3 separate regions of the Mus musculus genome follow, and regions 1 and 2 are each linked to region 3. The links are chromatin loops, found by intact Hi-C in ENCODE. Cell type or tissue: left cerebral cortex. All regions are shown on one strand.

Region 1 (8,000 bases), 270 kb before region 3:
GGTTGGATGGTTGTGAGCCACCATGTGGTTGCTGAAATTTGAACTCAGGAACTTCGGAAGAACAGTCAGTGCTCTTAACCGCTGAGCCATCTCTCCAGCCTAGTGCTTGGGTTTAATGGTTCTGACAGGTATAACCCCTCTAATTCTCCTCTTGCAGCCTCTGACCTCTGACCTCAGGCCTTCCGACCTATAACTTTTCCTCCTTTTGTCAGCCAGGTCACTCCACTCCTCCTTTCCCTCCCCACTCAACATGGATTCTTAAACAACCCCTGCCTCTCCCTGACTTTCAAGGCCAATCCCCTACCCACTGCAGCCAGGAGCCTAGCTCCCCCCACCCCAGAAAGTGCACCGGCACACTAAGGCATTTCCTGTGCACAGTCAGTTCTTTCTGGTCCCCTTGGCTGCAGATTCCCTTTAGACTTCCTGATCACTCTCCCTGTGCCTCGGGCTCCACCAGTTCTCTCTCGATAGCTTCACTTTACCCTCACACCACATATGTACTGAGGGGAAAGACCCAAACAGCTTGAACAATCCCTGTAACCCTAAGATGTTCTGAACATACGGAAATGCTCAAGGGTTGGCTTAGCAAATACCCACATGGTCAGTTTCCACGTAACCTTTGGCCAAACCAGAAGGCCTACCTGCCTTGGCCCCAGAGTAAGTTAAGATTTCCTGCCCTAGCCGGCAATCCCAGTGTTCCGGGGGTGCGGGGGGGGGGGGGCAGTTGGTGATTTCTATGGGGGGTGGGGCAGTTGGTGATTTCTATATCACCCTGAGCTGCACAGCAAGACCCTGTCTCAAAGGAGGAGGAGGAAGAGGAGGAGGAGGAGGAGGAGGACAAAGACAGGGCTCAAATCTTGAATTCACCATTTACGTGTCCTCTCTGCCCCTCTGTCAAAAGGCAGAAACAAGGGCACCCATGCCAGGACTCCTAGCGATTAGTGAGTGAACTCTAGTTTGTTGAGCAGAGCAAGAGCTGCCTCTTATCATTCAATCTTCCTTCCTGACTCAACACGAGTGATCACCTCTTTGGTGGGGTTCCAGATTCTTCCCGCCCACCCGCCTACCTCCTCAGGGAGGGCACCGGTTCCAACCAACATCAAAACAGGCTTGCTCCCATTTCAAACACTCACACTCCTGCTCCCAGCATGCCAGTATCCCTGTCTTCAGCCCTCTTTGCCCTCTCCAGCCCCCACGACCTTCTGAGCTGCCTGCACTTGCCCTGGGCTTCCCTCCCTCCCACTCTCCCCTCAGCCTTGGCCCCCATCCCCAGCTCCTCCCACATCTCCAACCGACTCCAGGACTCCAAGGAGATGGCATCCTCCTGTTGACCCAACTAGGCCACATAGCTACCTTTGAGCTCACTGGCCACACCCTCCTCTTTGAAGTTCTCCTTCAGAGCTACCACCACCACCACCACCACCACCACCACCACCACCACTCAGGGCCCTTTGTACTGCCTCTCACCCCTGACCACTCTCAGTTGCCATTTTCCTTGTTGCTGTACACTCTTCTTCCCTCCAAGACGTTCATCTATGCCAGAGACTCTACTGCAGCAAAATGCCAGACTCCAAGTTTTCCTTCCTAACCCTTCCTTCCTTTCTTCCTTCCTTCCTTCTTTCCTTCCTTCCTTCCTTCCTCCCCCCCTCCTTCCTCTTCCTCTTCTTTTTCTTCCTTTTCCATTGTTGTTGAGACATGGCCTCTCTATGCAGTACTGGAACTCATTATGGACTAGGCTGACCTTGAACTCACAGACATCCACCTGCCTATAACTTCCAAGCACTGGGACTAAAGGCATGCCCCACTACCCCATGCCTGGTTGCTGATTGATTTTTCAGAGCCATGTGACATGTTGCCGACCGACGGCTGCTGGACAGACCTCCCTAGGTGTCTCAATGATGCTCAGACTCCACTTAAGAGAACTAACTGCTTGGCAGGATCCTCCACCGTCACCCATACACATGCCACATTCCGCCCTCCGGCACGAAACACACGTGCACCGAAAGACAGGTGCAAGAAGACGCCTCTCAGCGAGACTTAGGATCACCTCAGACTGGAAGCTACCCAAATTCCCGTCAACTGTAGAGCAGATAAATGCACGGTGATGTAGTCTATGACAAGAGGCTTGCACACAATGTGCCAATATACTCCACATCATGCATGTATCTTACGATACAGTGTTGAGTTAAAAAAAAAAATACCAGGCGGAGCTAGGAGAGCTAGTAGCTCAGTGGTACAGCATGCATTCAACATCCATGCGGCCATCCCAGTGCTGCCAAGGAAGAGAATGAGGAGGAGGAGGAGGAGGAGGAGGAGGAGGAGGAGGAGGAGGAGGAGGAGGAGGAGGAGGGAGAAGAGGGAGAGGAGAGAGAGTAGGAGGAAGAGGGAGAGGAGGAGGAGGAGGAGGAGGGAGAAGAGGGAGAGGAGAGAGAGTAGGAGGAAGAGGGAGAGGAGGAGGAGGAGGAGGGAGAAGAGGGAGAGGAGAGAGAGTAGGAGGAAGAGGAAGAGGAGGAGGGGGAGGAGGAGGAGGGAGAGGAGGAAGAGGCAGAGGAGGAAGAGGAGGGAGAGGAGGAGGAAAAGGAAGAGGAGGAGGAGGAGGAGGAGGAGGAGACAGAGTCAAAGACAAAAGAGTATATACTGTATACTTTCATTTACCTAAAAGCTAAAAAAGAGTTGGGATGATGGCTCAGCTGCTAAGAACACACTTGCTCTTGCGGAGGACCTGGGCTCAGTTCCCGGCACCCACATGTTGGCTCACAACTCTTAACTCATAACTCCAACCCAGGGCATCCAATGACCTTTTTTGACCTCCCTGGGTCTCAGGCACACATGCAGGCAAAAATGCTCAGATACCTAAGGTAAAGGAAGTGAGTCTTAAAAACCAAACATATGCCGGGCAGTGGTGGCGCACGTCTTTAATCCCAGCACTTGGAAGGCAGAGGCAGGCGGTTTTGTGAGTTCGAGGCCAGCCAGGGCTACACAGAGAAACCCTGGCTCAAAAAAACCAAACCAACCAACCAAACAACAACAAAAAAACAAACATAGGACAATCTGATCCGTTTGTTCAGTTGACATTGATCAAGATGGTGTTTGCCCGCATGACTTCTGGGCGCTGGGGGTGTGGCTTTGTTCGGTCTGGGTGCTGAGTGTACAACTCTGGCTCATGCAGTCTTGTGGGTCAGGATAAGCACTTGTCTGCAGGTGCACACGCTTGCAGCAAACTGGCTGCATCCTCTTCCCAGCCATGCAGCCCCTCTTTCTGGGGTTTGTGTGTTCATAGAATGTGTCCACCTTCCCCTCATCTGTCCACATCAGAAGACTGTAGACCATTTCCCCGTTCCTCTCTCCCCACCATTCACACCGTGCATCTCCAAACCCCGTGACCCGGCAGCCGCCATCTTTCATTCTTTCTGCCCCACTGCCTTTTAGCCCAGACCACACTTTCTTCTGGCTTGAACCAGTGCCGAGGTCTCTAGCCTTCAGTCTTGGCAATTGTTTGTTCACAGAACAGCCAGGGGTGCTTCTAGAATGAAAATCCCACCCTGTTCTTTCATGATTAAAACTTTAAAAAAAAAAGAATTATTTATTTATTTTATGTATATGAGTACACTAATGTACCTGTCTTCAGACACACCAGAAGAGGGCATCGGATCCCATTACAGATGGTTGTGAATCACCATGTGGTTGCTGGGAATTGAAATCAGGACCCCGGGAAGAGCAGTCAGTGCTCTTAACCACTAAATTATCTCTCCAACCCGGTTAAAACTTTTTTCTTTTCTTTTCTTTTCTTTTCTTTTCTTTTCTTTTCTTTTCTTTTCTTTTCTTTTCTTTTCTTTTCTTTCTTTCTTTCTTTCTTTCTTTCCTTCCTTCCTTCCTTCCTTCTTTCTTTCCTTCTTTCCTTCCTTCCTTCTTTCTTTCTTTCTTTATTTTTATTTATTTATTTTTTTGAGATAGGGTTTCTCTGTGTAGCTCTGGCTGGCCTCGAACTCACTATGTAGTCCAGGCTGGTCTTGAACTCAGAAATCTGCCTGCCTCTGTCTCCCAAGTGCTGGGATTAAAGGTGTGCATTAAAACTTTAATGGTTCTCTGCAGCCTATGAGTACAGTTCATGGTCCTGCTATTCCACTTCCAGGACTGATTTCTGAGCCCCTTGCCTCACTTTTAGGGCCTCCCTACCACTGACACCCCCATACTAAGCTCTAGGCAGCTCCACAAGACTTTGCACAGCCTTTTCCAGCAACCAAGAACCACTCTTTGCCAACAGCCCTGGTTTTTTTTAATTAGGTATTTTCCTCATTTACATTTCCAATGCTATCCCAAAAGTCCCCCATACACTCCCCCTGACTCCCCTACCCACCCAACAGCCCTGTTTTTATAGACCAAACGCCACACTTCCTGCAGGTCTTGCTTCAGATGCCCTCTGGCCTATGAAAGGTCTGGCCTCTACCATGGCAGCACATACAACCCCCACCCCATCACCCACCACACCATAGTGAAACCAGTCCTCAGAGTGCCCACGTCCCATGATGGAAGTTGGGCCCCATGAAGAGGACATTATGGCTGTCTTGAAGATCAGCTCATCAGCACCCAAGACATGGACACACCACAGAGGCTCTACCAACACTGTGCCTGAATGAGACTCTGGAAAGATATGTGTAAACTGCTCTTTTAACTTGAAAGCAGAAAAACCAAAAAGAGAAGTCACTGACCAAACATAGATGGGAGAACAGAGAAGGAGCTGGAAACCAAAGAGTTATGGGGACCATTAAACTGTTTGCTACAAGAGGCTGATTTCCAGCCTTCCGGAGAGTCAGACATGACCTTCTTATGGCCACTAGATGGCGCCAGTTCCCCAGGCAAGGAAGAAAGCAAGCCTGCCTACACTCCTGGTTCCATTCTTTTCCTGAGCGTCATCCCTCTGCTGGTTCCTTATGAACAGTGCCCACTCGGCCTGACACCTTGTCTCCAAGGACCAGGGCCATCAGCAGGCACCTCTTCTCCGTGCAACAGACCTTGACCTGGACACCAACCAGCGTCCTTCACTCTTGCCAGCCTCCTAGAGGTCACCAGCTGCCTTGCTTCACCCCTCCTTCAGGAGCAGGACTCTGGCTAGCTGACACTTGCTCATCTTGCTGGACCAGATGAGGTCCAGTGGGTGACACCAGTCCTGCTGCATCTTCTGGCTGCCTCTCCACCCAGCTCTCACCCAGCTGTTGGTGGAAGGGAGCTTCCTGCTGGTCGTAGGGACCCTTCAGGAACAACTCTGAACTCATTTCCATTGAGAATGAGTCCTGTGCCTGCTTCAGGCCTTCCATCAACTGTGCCTCAGCCTCAGCCTGGCCTCTGGGTCAAGGGAATTCAGGTCCTCTTATTTAGTCACTCAACAAACATTTCCCAAAGACTATCTTAGGTATCTGAAGGATTATGGTGAATGGGGTAGGCAGTCTCCAGCACACTGTGCAACAAAGTGTTAGTCACACAAACAATTTTTAAATAATTCTTCCCCCACCCCCTTCTCCGAGACAGGGTTTCTTTGTGTAACCTTAGCTATCCTAGAACTAGCTCTGTAGACCAGGTTGGCCTCGAACACACAGACATCCACTTCCCTTTGCCTCCCGAGTACTAGTGTTAAAGGCATACGCTGCCATGCCCGGCCTTAAATGTTTCTTTACGTTACTGTTGTGATTTCAGTCCGCTTCTAGAGCACAACAGACCTTGGAAATTACCCTAAAATAACTCACTATTACCCCAAGGCTCCTGTGCTCAACCCAGCCAGGCCCAGGTAGGGTGAGGAGAGACTGGGGCGTCTCCGAATCACCTGCTACTCCAAATGAATGAATGAACGAACTCCCGAGACAGGGTTTGCCCGACGCTGTCCCTTCCCTGTGGGCAGCTGGGGGCTCCAAAACAGGCCCTCCCCGCCGCCCCCGCTTGCATCCTGGGAGGGGAACCGGCAGCCCAATGCCCTTCCTGCCCCCAACGCCCCGGGCTCCTTGGGCGCCCTCTTGGCAGAAGAACAGAGGGCATCCAGAGCGGGTGGCAACTCGTCCCGCCACGAGCTCGCAGCGGCGGGCGATAGGAGCTGGGGGGACGCTCAGATAGACAGACAGATAGCGTTCCCCTCTCCCGCCCCCGCCCCCACCTTTCCCACGCGGCGGCCTCCTGGGGCGGCCCAGGCCAGGCGGTCACCTACTCCTGTCACTGCTCCCCGACCTAGGTCCTCTGCCCAGCCAACTCTACGTTTTTCCAGGTTCAGCATCCTGTGTCTGAGTTTAACATCGAAACATTTGACTGCGGCCCCTAAACAATCTAAGCAGAATGAGACCCCTTTCCTGTCTGCCTGCTTACCTCCTCCTTAATGCAGCCTTAAGGCAAGTTGCAGAACTCCGGAAAACCACGAGGTGGTGCGCTGGCACTGTGTCCTGGCTAGGCAAAGGCAGGGGAAATAGAAGGTTCGAGGTGTGTAGGGAAGGCCTGGGGATGGAGGGGGAAATAAGAATTAAAATTGGGAGAAGCCTCCTTCCTCCAAGGATAGGTTTGGGAGCAGAAGTGGAGATGCAATAGAGAAATGAGATTGGCACCCAGAACAGTAAATATTACCCGGGAACTGGACTTTGAGAGCCAGACAAGACTAGGGGGGTTGGAGATTGCTCCAAGGTGAGAAACATCTTCATTGGGGCCTCCATGGACAGAAGAAATTGAGTGAAGTACATGGCTCCTGTCTATTGGAGATAGATGGATCTGAGCATGTATCTATGCACATTTGGGCATACCCAGCTCACAGGTCGGTCATTCAGGACCCTACACTTCCACTGCCTCACACTACATACAGAGACACACTCTCATGCACACAGGTTCTCACGGGCACTCTTGCACACACTGTATTTTGTGTATTTTGCGGAAGATGTAACATAGATCTTTCACCCCTAACAAAGTCTGTGCTCCTAAGAGCTGTCCCAGACTGAGTGGACCCTGCCTCCAGACTTCCTGAAGAACACAGAAAGCCAGCCTCATAGGGACTGACTGCCTCGTGGCTCTTCCATTCATGAAAGGGCACACATATAGCTGGGGGTACCTCTGTCTTCTAAAGCAGCCCCTAAATCCATACAGCCTTGCTCCAGTAGGGACTTGCAGGCCCAAGGTGTTCTTGCTTGGTGAGACTCTTCCTTCAGAATTTAAAATTTTATATTTCACATCTGCAGTGTCATTAAGATAACATATTAAGCCAGGGCCATACGGAGAAACCCTGTCTCGAAAAAAAACAACAAAAAACAAAACAAAACAAAACAAAAATATAATATATTTATATAGTCCAACCTTTTTTTCCAATTTTAAAAGTGATCAAAATATTTTCATGGACCCTGGGTCTTTGCCACTTTCTGTCTGTCATTTGCATAGACCACACATACATCATTAAGGACCACCTCCTTCCACAAACACCCAATGGGTAAATTCCCCTCCTTCCTCATCTCACCTAAGCCCACCCCTGGCCACTAAAACAGACCGATTAGTAGATCCTGGGGGCTCCGCACAGCCAACCCCTCCGCACATTTGGGGGATTTATCGGAGGTAGAGCATAGGAGGAACACAGTGGCGCTGGGGGGAGTGTGTGTGTGTGTGTGTGTGTGTGTGTGTGTGTGTGTGTGTGTATTAGGGGTAACAACAAAGAGGGTTGAGAGGGTTGGGGGAGCCAGTGAGAAAGCGCGAGCGTGTTTTGCCTCGAAGGCAAGACTTGCAGCCAATCAGCGCGCAGGAGCCTCCCTCGGCGACTCCAACATTGAGTCTATAACCGGCTGGCCGGGCGGAGCTGGCAGCATTTGACTGTGGCTTGGGACGCGGAGAGAGGCACGCAGCGACTGACCGACAGCCGGCGATGGTCTAAGCGCCCCTCGGCCACCCCCTCCCCCAGACGCGACCGCGTCCTGCCCTCGCCCTCTGGACACACACCCCCACCTGGGCTCCTCCGCCCGTTCGGCGCTCCTCGGAGGAGGCCCGGGGTG
Region 2 (8,000 bases), 75 kb before region 3:
CGAGGTGCCATCACTCTCTGAACTGTCTGTATGCTCGAGATCTGTAGAAAAATCGGAATCTTCGGTTCCATCTGAACTACTGCCTGCATTTCTCTGCAATACCATAGATCCAGACATTAGCACAAAAGCATTTACTACAGTTTTCTATTAGCACTGGAAGTAAAATGAACCATGATGCTGAAGTACCAAGTTCCAACATAAGGAAGGACTCCACCACCAGCCAGCCTTTCCCCTCCCTGCTGTGCAGAGGCGCTGCCCTTCCTTTCAGACATGCTAGTGGAATGACCTACAACCAAACCACCTGTACTCAGCAGACCGAGAAGAGAAGTAATTCTTCGTGTATTATCACTAATTCTGAAACAATCTGGACTGAATCACTAGAAATTGGAAATAAAAGCACCCAACCCAACAACAAAACACCCAAATCAAAATGGTCTGGCTAGTCAAGAAAAAAATAAAAAGGACAAACGAAAGAAAAAGCACAGTCCAGTGGCTGACAGCACAGGCCGCTCCGGCAAAGGACCCTAGTTCATTTGCCAGCACTTGCCCACTTGGTAGTTCACAACTGAAGTCTGTAACTCCCGCTCCAGAGGGAGCCAAATACCTCCAGCCTCCGCAGGCACCTGTTCTCACACATCCCTACACACATCCAGATAATTAAAATAGTACAACTAAACCTTAAAAAAAAAAAAGGAAAAGAAAAAGTCCAAGATGGCATATAAAATGTTATTGCTAGGCCTCACTGAACTTTGGGGTAAATTTTATTCAAATTCTCCATCAACAAAAATTATATTATATATTATAATATAATAAAAATTATATTAGCTGGGCATGGTGGTGTATGCCATTAATCCTAGGAGTAAGAAGATCTCTGTGAGTCCAGGGCAGCCTGGTCTACATAACAGAGTTCCAGGACAGCCAGAGCTACAGAGAAACCCTGACCGGGGTCATTTCAAAGTATGTTCTTGGGGCTGGAGAGATGGTTTGGTGGTTAAGAGCATTTGCTGCTCTTCCAGAGGACCTGGGTTCAATTCCCAACATCCATGGCAGCTTACAACTACCTGGAGCTCCAGTTCTAGGAGCTCTTTTTTTTTTTTTTAAGATTTATTTATTATTATATGTAAGTACACTGTAGCTGTCTTCAGACACACCAGAAGAGGGAGTCAGATCTTGTTACGGATGGTTGTAAGCCACCATGTGGTTGCTGGGATTTGAACTCTGGACCTTCGGAAGAGCAGTCGGGTGCTCTTACCCACTGAAAGAAATTAACCAAAAAAAAGATACAAATTATTTTCTTAACCATCAGTCCTCAAAGTTTCTCCACATGGATGTTATAAGTGCTGCTGGAAAGGAATTTATACTAAAAACTAAATAGGTATTCAAACCGGGCTTTTTAAAAATTAGATTTATTTTACTGTATGTGTGAAAGTTTTGCCTGTATATTGATCTCATACACGCCCTCGGAGGTCAAGGGAGGTTGTCCAGTCACCTGGGACTGGAGTCATAAGCGGTTGTGAGGCTTGAAACAAGGTGCTTGGAACCCAGTCCTCTACAAGAGCAATGAGTACTCTGACCAGCTGAACAATCCCTGCAGCCCCACGTGTCAGGTTCTCAGAAAAACGCATGCCACACCCTAGCCATAACTCTCGGCCTCTGGAAGGGTGATGAGCCATGAAGATTACTTTACCTAGTAAGCACTGACACGTGCTCTTTTCTAAGCTGGACAAAGAGTACTTGCTGAAATCACTACAACTCCTCAAACTCAGTCCTACTATCTTTGGCAGGAAAAGGGAGTGGGACAGACGAAGGACTGAACTCAGGGCTTCCCGGCAGTAACCACACCCCACTGAGCTATAGCTTAGTCCCAGGCCCCAACGCTTTATTCAAAGAATAAGCTCCCTGGGGCCAAGTATGTTTGGAGTTACTAGATTCTTACAGAGGACACATATATCCTGTGATTAACAACCCACACTAAAAACATTAATATTTTCTAGCAAACAGAAATTTAGTATCACACTACATGAGGCATATAAAAAAACTAAATAACCTAAGGATAGATTAGGACAGATTGGCCATCAACCAAGTTACCAACATATTTACATTTGGGTTTTGTTGGTTTTGAGATAGGTTCTTGCTATTTAGCTCAGGCTGGCCTGGAATTTATTATATAACCCAGGTTTGCCTTAAGCTCAAGATGAGCCTCCTGCCTCAGCCTCCAGGATGCCAGAACTACAGGTGTGTATCACTATACCCAGCAAGAACTTACATTTTCTTCTTCTTTTTGAGTCAGGACACCCCAGCATATCAGCCATGTGTACCTCAAACTATAGAGATCCACCTCCCAAGTGCTGGAATTAAAGGCTTGTACCATAACATCCAGGAAGAATTTACATTCTCCACTTTTACATTTGGAAACTGCTAAAAGGAGACTAGATCATTCCAACAAACCAGTAGGTCTGTCTCTTGTATTTGGTATGCCTGGATATAAATACTACCTGTCGAGCTGATGAGATGGCTCAGCAGGTTAAGAGCACTGACTGCTCTACCGAGGGTTCTGAGTTCAAATCCCAGCAACCACATGGTGGCTCACAAACACCTGTGCCCTCTTCTGGTGCGTCTAAACTCAGCTACAATGTACTCATGTATAATAATAAATAAATCTTTGGGCCTGAGTGAGCAGAGGTCCTAAAAATTCAATTCCCAACAACCACATGAAGGCTCACAACCATCTGTACAGCTACAGTGTACTCACATACATAAAATACATAAATTAATCTTTTAAAAAAATACTACCTGTCAACTCTGGTCATTGCAAGAGACATTAATGTAAATATTTAACTTGGAAAGCTTCCATGAAGAGTGATCTCTGCAGAAATATGAATACCAACCGTCTATCCATCCAAATATTTCATTCAAAAATCTGACCACAAGTAAATAGAGGCACAGAATGTCACTAAAAGGCAAACTTTAGGGTCATCTCAGCCAAAGACCCTGACACCCGTCCATGACCTATCAATTCTGCCTGGCTTAACCCTGAAAATCAGCTCTTTACTTATTTCCCACGTTAACGGCTTTCTTACAGTGTATACAATTTCAAGCAGAGACTGTATGAACTATGGTTCTTTGTGTTCTTCTCTCAACAGCGATAACCCTTTAAGCCAGTGATCACGCATACTTTTCGAATTCCTAGCAACTAGCACGTAACACTGCTCTTTGCATTTTACGACTGAACATATGGGGCAAATGTCATACAGTTCAACAAACATTTACTGACCAGGAAATGTCAAACTGAACAAATAGGTGGAAGACGGTGACTGAGACGCAACAGGCCTGCGAGCTATCCCTTGGGGGTGGGCGCTGGCTTTCTAACCACCCATCCTCGGCTTTGTTGTAATCCCCCCACCAGGAAAGGAAAGTGGTCTTCCCAACTCGCCTTTACAACACCTATCGCCATCTCTATCCGGAAGGGCGGGGCGTTGGTCGCCCCAATCCAGGCCTTGCTAAGCCGCACCCGCCACAAGAACAGACTGCAAAGCTGGGCCAATAAAGAGAAGGGAGAGCATTCGCCACAGCCAGTCGGAGAGCACCGGGGCCAGACCGAGACACCGCCCACGCACGCGGGGAGGTGACCGTTGGGCCCAAACAGGCGGCGTCACCATCCAATCAATACGCTTCTAGACATTTCCGCGACCAATTAACAAGAACGCCTCCGATCCGGGCAAGCAGAGGGCGGGAATAGTTACAGGCATAGGCCGAGGCCAGGGTCGGGCCCACATTTTTCTGTCTGGTACCGAGAGGAGACAGAGTAGCTAGGCTAGGTTCGGGGGACCAGAAAGTTGGAACCCAAGCACGACGAGGCGTGGCCAACCGCGTCACGTTACTCAATCGACTCCCCTTAGAAACCCGCCATCCCTTCTCTGCCATTTCTCACCTTCCTTCGCGGCATTGCCGGCGGCTGCAGCCCGACGGTTCCGATTCGGGCGGCGGCAGCACCAGCAGGAACGGGGGCTCCGGCGGGCTCCGTGGCGGCCTCTGTAGCTGTCCCAAACCCTGCGGACGATCCCAAGTGCCTCCTACCTCTCAGCGTCTAGAGCCTTCTGCGCAAGCGCCGCGGGCTGGAAGCGCCTATTCCTTAACTTCCGGCTGAGGCTTGCGTCACCTGACCTTTAGGCCAGTGAGGATCATGGGAAGCTCGAAACTCTTAGTGAGGCCAGTCAGCGCCATTTTGGAATTGGGCAGGAGACGGCACCAGTGGTGAAACCTTCGGCTAGACCTTTTTAGTTAGGTAGGCGGCATTCGTGTGGGATTAGGTAGCCATGATTGTTTGGGGCAGAAGTCTGGCAGTTGAAGGTAACCGTTTTCATCTTTACATTGGGCAAACTCTTCCTTCCTCGTCGTTTTAATTTGTGGCGTGGAGGGAGGAAAACCCCAGAATCCATCAGGTTGTCGATCTTTAACTCTTTCATTTCCTAGTCGGCCGAAGGACGTTTCCGTTCATTCTGTAAACTCCGAACTGGCAAGAGATATTTTGCCCAAGGAACTGCTGTAAGAGCTATTCCGTGTTCCGGAGTGGTGTGAATGGGGCTTGAATAAAGGATTGACAGGGTCGTTGTCGGTCTTGAAGTGGGGTAGAGTGTTCTCTTTATGCCTTGTCCTTGCGTTAAGAGAACAAGAAGTAAGTTATGAGATGATGCAGAGCCATTCTCAGGATGCCGGAGCGCCAAAGAATTTCCAGTTTATCTCTGTTGTGAAACGCCCCCGGCTTATCAGTGCTCTGCTTTGGTTTGAGATCTTTGGGTGGCCCGGAGAGGGGCGGAGGACGTGGTTTGAATGTGAGGGTGCTGTACCAAAAGTCGGAGAAGTGTTGAACCTCATTCAGCCCGTGTGACCTCTGTAGCACAAATGCAAGAGCCAAGAACTGAGTGGAGAGAGAAATAGTATTTTGAAAGACACTAGAAAGGGAGTGGGTATTCAAGTAATAATAAAAGGCCATAAGAAGAAGAAATTAAGACTAGAAGAAAGAGCTATACGAAAAGTCTGGAACCAGGTGGGGGGGTGGGGGTGGGGGTGCATGCTTTTTGAAGCAGGCAGATCCAAATCATGAGCTTACGGCCAGCCTGGTCTACATGGCCAGTTCCAGGCTAGATCCTGTCTCGAAAAAGAAAAGTCTGGAAAGTGGTTTGTAGGCCTTGAAGTTTTAGCCTCAGAGGACTTGAAAGAACCAAGGTGAACCAAGAGTGACTTGCTGGAATCAAAGCAACCTCAGTAATTACCAAGATAGAATTCTGGTTCCAGATTTGTGTGTGTGTGTGTGTGTGAGCTGAGCACGCACTCATGACCAGGTGAGTGCTCAGAGGACAACTTTGGGGAATAGATTCCTAACTTCCACCTTTGTGGTGTCTCTGGGATCAAACTCGGGTCATCCAGCTTGCTGAAAGAGCAAGTGCTTTTATCCCCTGAACCCCCACAGGCCCCTATCAGAATTTCCATTTGAGGCTGGCTAACCTGGAGAGAGGCTTTAAGAACAGAATACAAACCTGATTGACATGCTAAACAGAGGACTCTTCGGAGTTAAAAAAATTCCAGACCCTTAGCCCACATTCCCTGGGGCTGGGGGTGGGGAATAGCTTAAGCCATTGTTGACGCCATTAGCATTCGGTATTTTGCTTTTAGTACTTAGTATAAATACCTTTTAACAATCTTTGTGAGTTGATTTGCACATAAAAACTTGCTTGAAAAGGGCTCAGATATTTTCCTTTGTATTATTTTAGCTCTCTCGTGTTTAATCCATTCTATCACTGTTCTTTTCACGTAAGGATATGTTCCTGGGGCTACTCTGGAATGTTCTAACTCCCTAACTAGTGCTAACAGCCTCTTATATTTGAATAATATCCTTTTAAGTTGGCTTGTGGTGACACACATCTGTACTCCCAGTCCTTGAATCAAAAGCTTGATTCAGTTTAAGGTTTTCAGCTACATGGTTCTAGGTCAGCCTAGACCGGATTCATCTTCCAACCCCCTGTAATTTCTTTTCTGTCTTCAGAAAGACTTTCCTGATTTACTGTTTGTAAGGTAATAAAACATGGTGACATTATTTTTCAGAAACTACTGCATATTTTCAAACGTTGGTAGATATGTCCCCCCTCCATTTCCCAGCCAATAGGAACACAGTCCCTACTCCTCATTATCAGCTTCACTAGAATTGAGTACAAGGCTTTGATGTCAGATGCAGATCAGCTCTGTCTTTTTTTTTTTCTCTCTGTGTTGCTCTTGGATGGGTTTTTTTTTTTTAAGATTTATTTACTAATATATGTAAGTACACTGTAGCTGTCTTCAGACAACTCCAGAAGAGGGAGTCAGATCTTGTTGCGGATGGTTGTGAGCCACCATGTGGTTGCCGGGATTTGAACTCTGGACCTTCGGAAGAGCAGTCGGGTGCTCTTACCCACTGAGCCATCTCACCAGCCCCCTTGGATGGGTTTTTAAATTGACCTAAGTTTCTCATCTTAAAGTGTTTGTGCTAATGACCAGCTGACTAAGTGGTTGGAAAGAATAAAAGAAATGAGTGTTTTGAAAGACTCAGCAAGTTCCTGAGATAGAGTAAGTGCTTGATGTATGGCTCTTTGTTTGTTTGCAGTCTCTCTAATCATGACTATAGCATCCTACTGTTTGGTATTTTCCTGTGGTGTCAGTGGTCACTTCTATCTATTTAGCTCACTTCAGCTTTAGAAACCTAGCAATTACACAGACATCATGTTATACCAAGATGGAGAAAACAGCATCTTCCCTCAGTGGAGCTATGAGTTTGAGTTGTTCTCAAATGCTATGGACTACTAAAAAAAAAAAAAAAAATAGAAGGACAGAAGGATCCACCGGGACAGAGAGGCAGGCGGAGCATTTCGTCTGAAAAGTAGGAAAAAGATGAAAGGTGAATGAAAAATTTAATAGGATGACAGAAACCAGGGGCTTTCCATGCAAAGAGTACAGCATGTTGAGAAGCTGAGGTGTGGAGCAAGCGTCCTGTCTGGGGTAACTGACTTGGCAAGGGGGAGTGAAATGGTTGCCAAAATGGTGCTGGGAACCAGTTCCTGCAGAGCCTTCTGTACCTGGGTTGGGAGACTGGACTGGAGGGGCTAGGCTGGTACTGAAGTACTTTAAGCAGAGACATTCCGTGATCAGACTTGCAGTTTAGAGATTTACTTCTGGCAGCTTTTAGAGGAGGGATCAGAGAAGCAGGGAAGCCCAAAGTAGTTTAGTTCAAATGCTGCTGCAATCTGCGCCCAAGACGAGGGCTAACTAAAGCAGACTGGGATGGCGGGGACAGTCGCATGTGCCTTTGTAGATGGTTTTTACTTGTATCTGTGTCTCATCTCCTCCATTACGTTTCTGAGTTCTCCCCAAATAAAAAGTTCCTCAGTTTTCCAGGACTGGATGGCTCATTGCTTAAGAGCACTGGTTGCTCCTCCAGAAGACGAGGGTTCAATTCCCAGCACCCACATGGCAGCTCACAACTGCCGGTAACTCTGGTTCTAGGGGATCTGACACACAGACACATTCAGGCAAAACAGCAATGCACATTAAAAAAAAAAAAAAAGTTCCTCAGTTTCCTTTAAAATACACAAAAAAAAAAGGGGGGGGGTACTAGGTCATATTAGGCAAAGAGGAAGGACAGCATGCAGGCAGAGTCTGAAAGAGGGTATAAGGCTAATTTTTTTCCTAGTTTTAACTCTGCCATAGTTTTCTTTTTTCAGTGGATAAGCAAGTAAGAAACTGTAGCTGATAATGAGCATGATAAACTCTAAGCCACGTTCCCTCGCTTCCGAATAGCAATTCTAACCGTAAGGGAGCTCACTGAGCTCTGGAGCAAGCTTGGGACTCAGCAAGTGTTTGAGTAGCTACTGTAATCTAGTTGCATGATGTTTTATTTGTGAGTTCATTACAATAAAGTGAGTTTATTCGAAGAAATCCAGCCGGGCAGTAGTGGTACATGCCTTTAATCC
Region 3 (8,000 bases):
TCTCTCCATTCCTCAGGTCCCCAGGTCCTGACTTGGCCTTCTTGACTTCCTGTCCTGACAAGAACAAAGTCCATTTCAACCCGACTGGCTCCGCCTTCTGCCCTGTCAGCTTGATCAAGCCCCTCTTCCCCAGTATGGGCTTCATCTTCCGTAACTGCCCCTCCAGCCCTGGCTCCCCTCTTCCCACTGCCAGCCCCAGGGCACCTCGGAAGGGTCCAGAAGCTTCCAAGGCCTCCTCGCTGCCATCTGAGCCATGGCAGCGCAGCCCACCATCGGAAGAGTCTGTGCTTTTCCAGAGCTCCTTGGTAGTCTGAGTCCCCCAGGCCCCTACCACACTTTACCATGGAGACTAGTGCCTTGGTGGCAAGCTCTTTGTTAGCTTCCCAAGCTGGGGGATGGAGGAGCCCTTCCTTCCCTCTTGGCCTTTGAGCACTTTCCTTTATTGTGTCAAAGCCCCAGGTCCTTTGGTGGACATCAGCCCTCCACAGGGAGGAGACTTACCTCCTCCACCAGCAGCAGGCAGCTCACAACTTACACTTGTGTACCTGCGGTTTCCCTCACCTGCCAGAAGGTCTTGAATCTTCTAGCCCAGGGTGTGAGTCCAGATGACTTATAAGAGGCTCTTGTCATGGAACAGTTGGCTGTGGCTAAGAGAGGGGAGGTGCCACAGGCTTCCTGACAGCTCCACTCTAGAGACACAGAAAGGCAGACCAGATGCCTCCCTCCTAGAGGAGTTGACCAGAGTGGCCCTCAGGGCCAGAACACTTGACCAATCAGCTGTTGGCAGGGGACCATGAGATTTCCCAAGTGGCATTTTCATCTCAGTTTTACCCTGACTAAAGATTGTCTTAGGGGAATCCCAACCCAAAGTGAATAGTGGGAAGAGGGGTCTGGCATTCCTTCAGGGGGCATGCAGCAGCCCCGTACTCGCCACCTGCCCCAGGGGGCATGAGCAGCTCCATGCCCTCTACCCACCCCAAGGTTGGGTTGAATTAGAAAAATGCCTATTTTTCTTGTATCGATGTAGAAACTCTATTTTCTCCCAAAGACACTATTTTTGCAGCTATTTGAAGTTTGTATATTTTCCGTATTGCAGAGCTTACACAAAATTGAAGAATGTTAATGTTCAAGGTTTCATATCTTGTGTTTAGAGGTTATTGTGGTTTTTGTTTGTTTATTTTTTGCAGATCTTGATTTTAATAGACCAAATAAATATGTATTCCAGCAGTTTGGGTTTTCTGAATACCTGGGATGGGAGGAGTGAAGTAGAGTGGAAGGTATTGTATCCATCACTGTATCCTGTCTTCAAGAGAAGGAACTTCCATTTAACATACAATGGTCTAGTTGCTGTATGGATGGGCCTTGCTAGAGACTTTTCACAAAGACACATTAACATGACATCTTGTGTAGAATGGAGAATGTGATGTGTCCTGCAAGTGGACATGGAAGTCACTAGGGAAGCGGCCCATTCTAATAAGAGTCCCCCAAAAGCTCCTGAGCGTCAGTGGACTTGAGAGAGAATGTGAATACAACTGAAGGGAGACAGTCTGGCATTTCAGGGACTCCTTGTACTTGCAGGGAAAATGAGACTAGGAAATGGCTTGTAGCTGGAGCAGCATTAAGGCAGTAGCTACCATGCCTATCTGTGTGCCAGTGAGTACCCAAGGCAAGAGTGTGCAGCCTTGGACACAGAAACCATCCTTGTCCTTTCATAGCCTCTCAGATGTAAGAGCTCTTAGATGTTTGAGCAAAGTGGGAATCACCATCCCAACATTCTGTTAGTGCGTGGAACTTATGAAGCATTTCAGCAAAAGGCATTTCCATTCTACTGGGGGGAATACAGTGGTGCAATCATATCTGTCTCAGAAGACTTCAGGAACGCCCACCCCCCATCCCCCGAGCGCAGGTCAGGCTATCCCAAGTACTATCACCAGCAAACCAAATGAGAAGATGTAAGAGAATGTCATTGAAAATATGACAACCGGGCTGGTGAGATGGCTCAGTGGGTAAGAGCACCCAACTGCTCTTCCGAAGGTCCGCAGTTCAAATCCCAGCAACCACATGGTGGCTCACAACCATCCGAGATCTGACTCCCTCTTCTGGAATGTCTGAAGACAGCTACAGTGTACTTACATATAAATAAATAAAATCTTTTAAAAAAAAAAAAAAAAAAAAAAAAGAAAATATGACAACCGTTGGGGTGAGAGAAGAACCATTCTGTGAGTGAAGGAATATCCAAACAGCTTTTTCTAAAAAGACTGTACCAAGTCAGGGAGTAAGGATTGGCACCCTGACCCACTTCACAGCTGGTGCTTCCTAACCAAAGAACCCCCCTGCTGGTTATCACCATTGATCTCACCTGAGGAGACTCAGCCAGGTGGTGGCGGCGGCAACCGCACACATCTTTAATTCCAGCACTTAGGAGGCAGAGGCAGGTGGAGCTCTTGAGTTCAAGGCCAGCCTGTCTACAGAGAGTTCCAGGACAGCCAGTGAAATCCTGTCTTGGAAAAAAATAAAAAACACATGGGGAAACTCAACCCAGGTCAAGTGAATTGTTTGAGGTCCCAGTTGGAAAATAAAAGGCAGAAGTGGAATCCAGACTCACTGTTTGGTTCCCTGGAAGTGTCTGTCTGCTGATTCACTAGAATAAACCAAAGGCCAAGAAAGTAAACGTATAGTGACTCCCAGAAGGAGACACCAGGAAAGGGACAGACCCTATTTTCTCTTAGTCCTCCTAGCCTTGAAAGATGTCTGGCTTGTCCCCAAAGCCTTAGTGAGTCAGGTCCCCAGTGATGGGTGTGGTGCTGCCTGCCTTTCCTTCCTTTGCCTGAGGACGTGCCAAAGGAGCAAGCCTGCTTAGAGGAAAGCAACCCAAGACCCACAACTGCTTGACAATTGGGACTGTTATTAGGTAGGGGACTTGGTGACCTGGTGTTAAGTCTTGCTTTTGCAATTCTAGCAAAGCAGGTGAAGACCCAACTGTTAAATCAGGGAGAAGTCCATGGATGAGACCAAAAATAGGAAGAGGTGTGGTGTGGTGTGGTGTGGTGTGGTGTGTGTGTGTGTGTGTGTGTGTTGCTTCATTGGAGAGTTGGAAGGTCTTGAAGAAAATTTACTTAAGAAGTTGGAAGGGAGCCAGGCAGTGGTGGCGCACTCCTTTAATCCCAGCACTTGGGAGGCTGAGGCAGGCAGATTTCTGAGTTCGAGGTCAGCCAGGTCTACAGAGTGAGTTCCAGGACAGCCAGGGCTACACAGAGAAACCTGTCTCGAAAAACCAAAAAAAAAAAAAAAAAAAAAAAAACACTCGGAAGGGAGGTAAAGAGAAAAGGATTGTAAATTCAACATTATTCTACATAGCAGATTCGAGGACAGCCTGCGCTACATGTGATTATGTCTTTTGTTGTTTTTTAAAAGGCATTTCAATAAATTGAATTTTTCACCTCGAAGAGGTGAGGAAATACGATTAGAGTTGAGAAAATATGATGACTAATACTCCAAACTTGCACAGCACACTTAACAGTTTATAAAACACTTTGGTAAACCTTAGCTCATTTAATCCTCACACCGTTCAATGAGTGACAGGGTGGTTATTACTAATTACCCCTCGTTTGCAGAGCGAGAAAACTGTAGCTCGGAATTTAAGCAACACGTGATGTGCTGCCTCTAAGTGATAAGAGCCCTGACCTATCACAGAGCCTGCCCGGTGGCTCCCTGCCCAAAGAAGAGGACCTGGACTTCTTAGCCAGGTCTTGAACACAGGGTAGACAGGGTTGGAGTCGCTAACGTTGGGCAGCGGCTAGAGGGCGCTACGGCTCTATGAAGCGTTCTTGGCGTTAGGACCCAGCCGAGGCCTGACAGCCAACTGCAAAAAAAAAAAAAAGCCTTTAATTCTCTTCTGGCCTCACCGCCTCTTTCTCCGCCCATCTGTCTATTTTCGCTCTGCGGAGCCAATTGATAACATCCACATACTTATACGTCATCACTATACGCCGCGTAATCGCCTAGGCCTCCCCACCGAGCTCCAGCTTGTAGATGTCCTCGGCGTTGCCTGATCGGAAAAACCTAAAAGAGGAGACAATAACCTCGATATGGCTGGCTTTCCTGGCCACCAGGAATGGAGCCAAGATCTTAAAGCCTTCCTTCTTTCCTAGAACGCTCCTGCCGGGGCAGGAGGCATTTCCCTCTCGGAAGCTCTGAGCTGGCATATCTGGAGGTAGCTGCTCCGGCCTACGAGCCGGCGGTCGCACGCAGCTCCTATGAGGTCCCTGCCGCCGGCCGGCGATGTCCGCCTGGAGCTTTCGCCTTCGCCGCCGGTACCGCTACCTGCTCTGAACGGATCTTCGGCCGACTCGTCCGTGCGTCTCATGGCCGCTAGTAGATCCCTGGTGCCTGATCGGCTGCGCCTGCCGCTCTGCTTCTTGGGTGTCTTTGTCTGCTATTTCTACTATGGGATCCTGCAGGAGAAGATGTGAGCAGACCCTTGAGGGGGCAGGACTCCTAGCATCCCCCAGCCAGGGCCGGAATTCAGTCTCCACCATCCATTTTACGGTCTAGTCTTCAGGCTTCCTGTGTCTGGTACAGGGTTTTCTCTTCTCCGGCTCGGCCCTCTGACCTTTTTTTGCACCCTGCTATTATACATTGCTAGCTGAGCATCCTTGTAATTCTAAAATTTCAGGGCCGGCCTCTGGAGTTTTAGAACGCGATTTTTTTTTTCCCTTTAGATATTTTTACTTTTGTTGATTCCAAGAGTGCTCCGTGACCTGAGCCAGGTCTTATTTTATTTTATTTTTAGAAAGCCCCGAGGTGTTTGCAGACCGTTAATCTTCTTGCTCTGGGTCTTGCCTTTTTTTTTTTTTTTTCTCCTACGGGGGATACTTTTGTTCAGCTGTCTTGACTTTTTTTTTTTCTCCTACCTGTGTCCTTTACGGATATTTTTTCCTTAGGCTATGGTAGCAGTAGGTTGGCGTCTACTGTTTAGACTTAGTTTTTAGGCTTAAATCAAATCGTCTCCTTTGGGTAAATGAGCTCAGTAATCCTTCCTAACTCTAACTACACCCACAAAAGCATGATACTTCCAAAGCTCTCAGTGGATCTGAACATACTTGATGCCACCGAGTAGCACACACTAATTGCTTTTTTATGTGTTTCGTCTTAGCACAAGAGGGAAGTATGGAGAAGGACCCAAACAGGAGACATTCACCTTTGCCTTAACTTTGGTTTTCATCCAGTGTGTGATCAATGCTATGTTTGCCAAGATCTGTGAGTACCTCATAGTAATTTGTTGGGCTCACTCTCCTTCCTCCCATATTCTGGGCATAGACGTGGATTCATCTTTAAAAATCAAAGTTTTCCCTACCTCCACACCCTTGAGTATTTAAACAGCTTCTCTACAGACTGTAAAACCAATGGCTGTGAAATGAGATTAAAATATTAGGCCTCTAAATTATACCAACTTTTTAGTTGGAGACGACTGGGCCGTCTATATTCCAAATCCCCATTGAAAGCCCTTAGAACATTTTCCCCTTTATCCCTTTGACTTCGCTTTGTGTGTCAGCTTCAAACATGTCTTTGTTCCTGTCAGTAGAGTTAAGCCATCCTTTCTTGAACTCAGTGAATCTCTCCCTCCACTCAGCATGTGGTTGTGTTAGGCTTAAGGGGAACTGGGACGATGAATAATTTTCAGAGATTTCCCAGCTTAAGAGGATAGAAATAGCGGTCTTACTTGACAGGCAAGTTCCTTTCCTATGGCCTCAACTTTTTGCTTAGTGGTCCATCCTTGCCCCACCGGGTTTCTCTTGTATGTTTTGTTTGTTTTTGTTTTATTTTTTGTCTTCTCCCAGTGATCCAGTTTTTTGACACTGCCAGGGTGGATCGCACTCGGACCTGGCTCTATGCTGCCTGTTCTGTCTCCTATGTGGGTGCCATGGTCTCCAGCAACTCAGCCCTGCAGTTTGTCAACTATCCAACTCAGGTGAAACCTCAGGGTGAGATGAGAGTTGGCTCAGAAATTGTGTGGACAGGACTAAGGGGATCTTCCCTCCTCTTCCCCTCAGGTCTGTGACTTAAAGGAAACAATCCTAGAAGGCTAGGGAGTGAGCTCAGTTAGTAGAGCTGGCTTAGCATGCGTGAAGACCTGGGTTCCATCCCCAACACTGCATGAGCGAGGCATGGTGTCACATGCCTGCCTGCAGTCCTTGTACTTGGGAGGTAGAGGCTGGAGGGTCAGAATCAGAGGCTCATGATCATGTTCTGCTGTAGCAGTGTATCCAGTTCAAAGCCAGCCTGGGCTACTTGAAACTATGTTCAAAACAAAACAAACCTTGAAACTATGTTCAAAATATAAATAAATAATAGGAAAAAAGAAAGAAACACTCAAAGCAGAGTATGCTTGAGAAAGAGTTTAGGACCTAGAGTTGGGTACAGGTTGGGTTTGGCCATGATAGGGCTGCCTCCTGAGACCAAGCTGTGGGGTTGAGGGCCAATGTTGTCGCCTCTGAATGTAGCAGCGACATCCTTCCTGGGACCCCACAGATGCTCAGAAGTTATTTGCTCACTTTTATTTCAGGTTCTCGGTAAATCCTGCAAGCCAATCCCAGGTAAGCCGAGATGGTGAACTCGGGCTTCCTCTTTCTCCCCAAGTGACTCTGGGTGGCACCATCCCGTCGGAGGTCTCCCTAGTGTCTTTCCTGTCGCCGGTGTTGCTTCCTGTGGTGTGCACAGGCCAAGTGGGAGCGAGAGGCTGACCTTGCCTGCCTTGTGTCCTCAGTTACTGTAGTGTCCCCCGTGTTTTCATTATCATCACACACCCAGAATCCCGTGCGGGCCAGCTACCTCTTCCTTTCAGTGTCTGGTGTCCCCTCCCTTGTCCTCCGCCCTTCCCAGGTCCTTCCTGGACCTTTGACTTTTGTCCCCTCCCTTCCCCACCTGTGCACTACTCACACCCTGTTGCTCAACCATCTTTATCTGGGTGCCAGCCTGACACCCCTCCCACCTCACCCTCGGTAGGGCTTCTTTCTCAGACGTTTCTCCCTCAGTCTTGACATGGCTCTCAGGAAGAGGGTGCTGGGGTCACTGAGACCAGTGGGACTTGAGTTTCACTGTCTTGTTTGCTTGTCTCTCTGTAGTTATGCTCCTGGGAGTGACGCTCTTGAAGAAGAAGTACCCGCTGGCCAAGTACCTGTGTGTATTGCTAATTGTGGCTGGCGTGGCTCTTTTCATGTATAAGCCCAAGAAGGTGGTTGGAATAGAAGAGCACACTGTTGGCTTTGGAGAGCTTCTTCTGGTATGCAGTCCTATTTTGAAGGCAGCCTTTTCTAGCAGATTCTACCAAGGACAGCCCTTAACAAGGCAGGCAGAAAGCCAAGGGAGGGCGTGTTGTCCCTTGACTCCTTCCTGTTGCTGGTCTTTGTTGAAAGGTCCCTGGCTCTGCTATGGCCACAACAAGGAGCCTGAAATATTTAGCCATAGCTAAGGAAGCTCTCCTGGAGAAGAGCTCTCTGAGGTCTGTGTCTAGATCCCTGTGTGAGCTCAGAGATACCCGAGAGCTGAGGAGGAAAGGATGCAGTGTGCGTCCCTGGGTTTCCAGGCAACACAGAAGCCAGACTTGAATGAACGACAGTTGTCATTTAGTGTTAGGCCCTGTCCCAAGTGCTTCACATCGTCGCTGATTTACAACAGTATTCTAACACAGTGTTACCTCCATTTTATAAGTGAAGAAACTGAGGGGAGGCTAACTCACTTGATCACTCACTTGATCACTTAAGTGGCAGGGTTCCAGGCCAGGCAGTCTGATCACAGAACCTAGGCTCTGGAGTATAGTTCTCGCCATCCCCCTCCCCCCCCAACCACCTTTTGAGACAGAATTTCTGTGTATAGGCCTGGCTGGCCTCAAATTTTAAAGATCCGCCTGTCTCTGCTTCCCGAGTGCTGGGATTAAAGGCGTGCGCTACTACTACCGTGCTGGAACACAGTCCTTACTGAGCCAGAAAGCTAGCCTGCGG

The links. Hi-C counts contacts between places; a loop is a spot of excess contacts. Peaks named below come from ENCODE experiments on the same cell type or tissue, not always from the same donor. Only the 100,000 strongest peaks of a DNase experiment are listed, where the experiment ranks them.
Region 1: it touches region 3 in a loop (2.9-fold over the local background); 9 of 42 quality-filtered maps call a loop at or near these places.
Region 2: a loop joins it to region 3, with 6 times the contacts of the local background. A loop is called at or near these places in 16 of 42 quality-filtered maps.

Annotation. Positions count from the first base shown.
Region 1 is chr11:95,112,305-95,120,304 of GRCm38, forward strand. It overlaps Dlx3 (distal-less homeobox 3), which reads left to right and starts at 7,813. Exons shown (of 3, transcript NM_010055.4): 1 at 7,813-8,000. In left cerebral cortex, CTCF peaks have their summits at 4,841 (motif pointing right) and 6,400; DNase peaks (open chromatin) are centred at 4,859, 6,401 and 7,803; H3K4me3 peaks cover 143 bases.
Region 2 is chr11:95,306,104-95,314,103 of GRCm38, forward strand. It overlaps Kat7 (K(lysine) acetyltransferase 7), which reads right to left and starts at 4,143. Exons shown (of 15, transcript NM_001195003.1): 1 at 3,932-4,143; 2 at 1-93. The coding sequence starts at 3,946. Gm11520 (predicted gene 11520) reads left to right here and starts at 4,313. Exons shown (of 3, transcript NR_155298.1): 1 at 4,313-4,350. In left cerebral cortex, no CTCF peak of the experiment used is centred here; DNase peaks (open chromatin) are centred at 3,619 and 4,223; H3K4me3 peaks cover 2,434 bases; H3K27ac peaks cover 1,562 bases.
Region 3 is chr11:95,380,646-95,388,645 of GRCm38, forward strand. Fam117a (family with sequence similarity 117, member A) reads left to right here. Exons shown (of 8, transcript NM_172543.4): 8 at 17-1,227. The coding sequence ends at 314. Slc35b1 (solute carrier family 35, member B1) reads left to right here and starts at 4,211. Exons shown (of 9, transcript NM_016752.3): 1 at 4,211-4,468; 2 at 5,156-5,259; 3 at 5,841-5,971; 4 at 6,566-6,596; 5 at 7,125-7,282. The coding sequence starts at 4,365. In left cerebral cortex, a CTCF peak has its summit at 3,789; a DNase peak (open chromatin) is centred at 3,961; H3K4me3 peaks cover 1,713 bases; H3K27ac peaks cover 871 bases.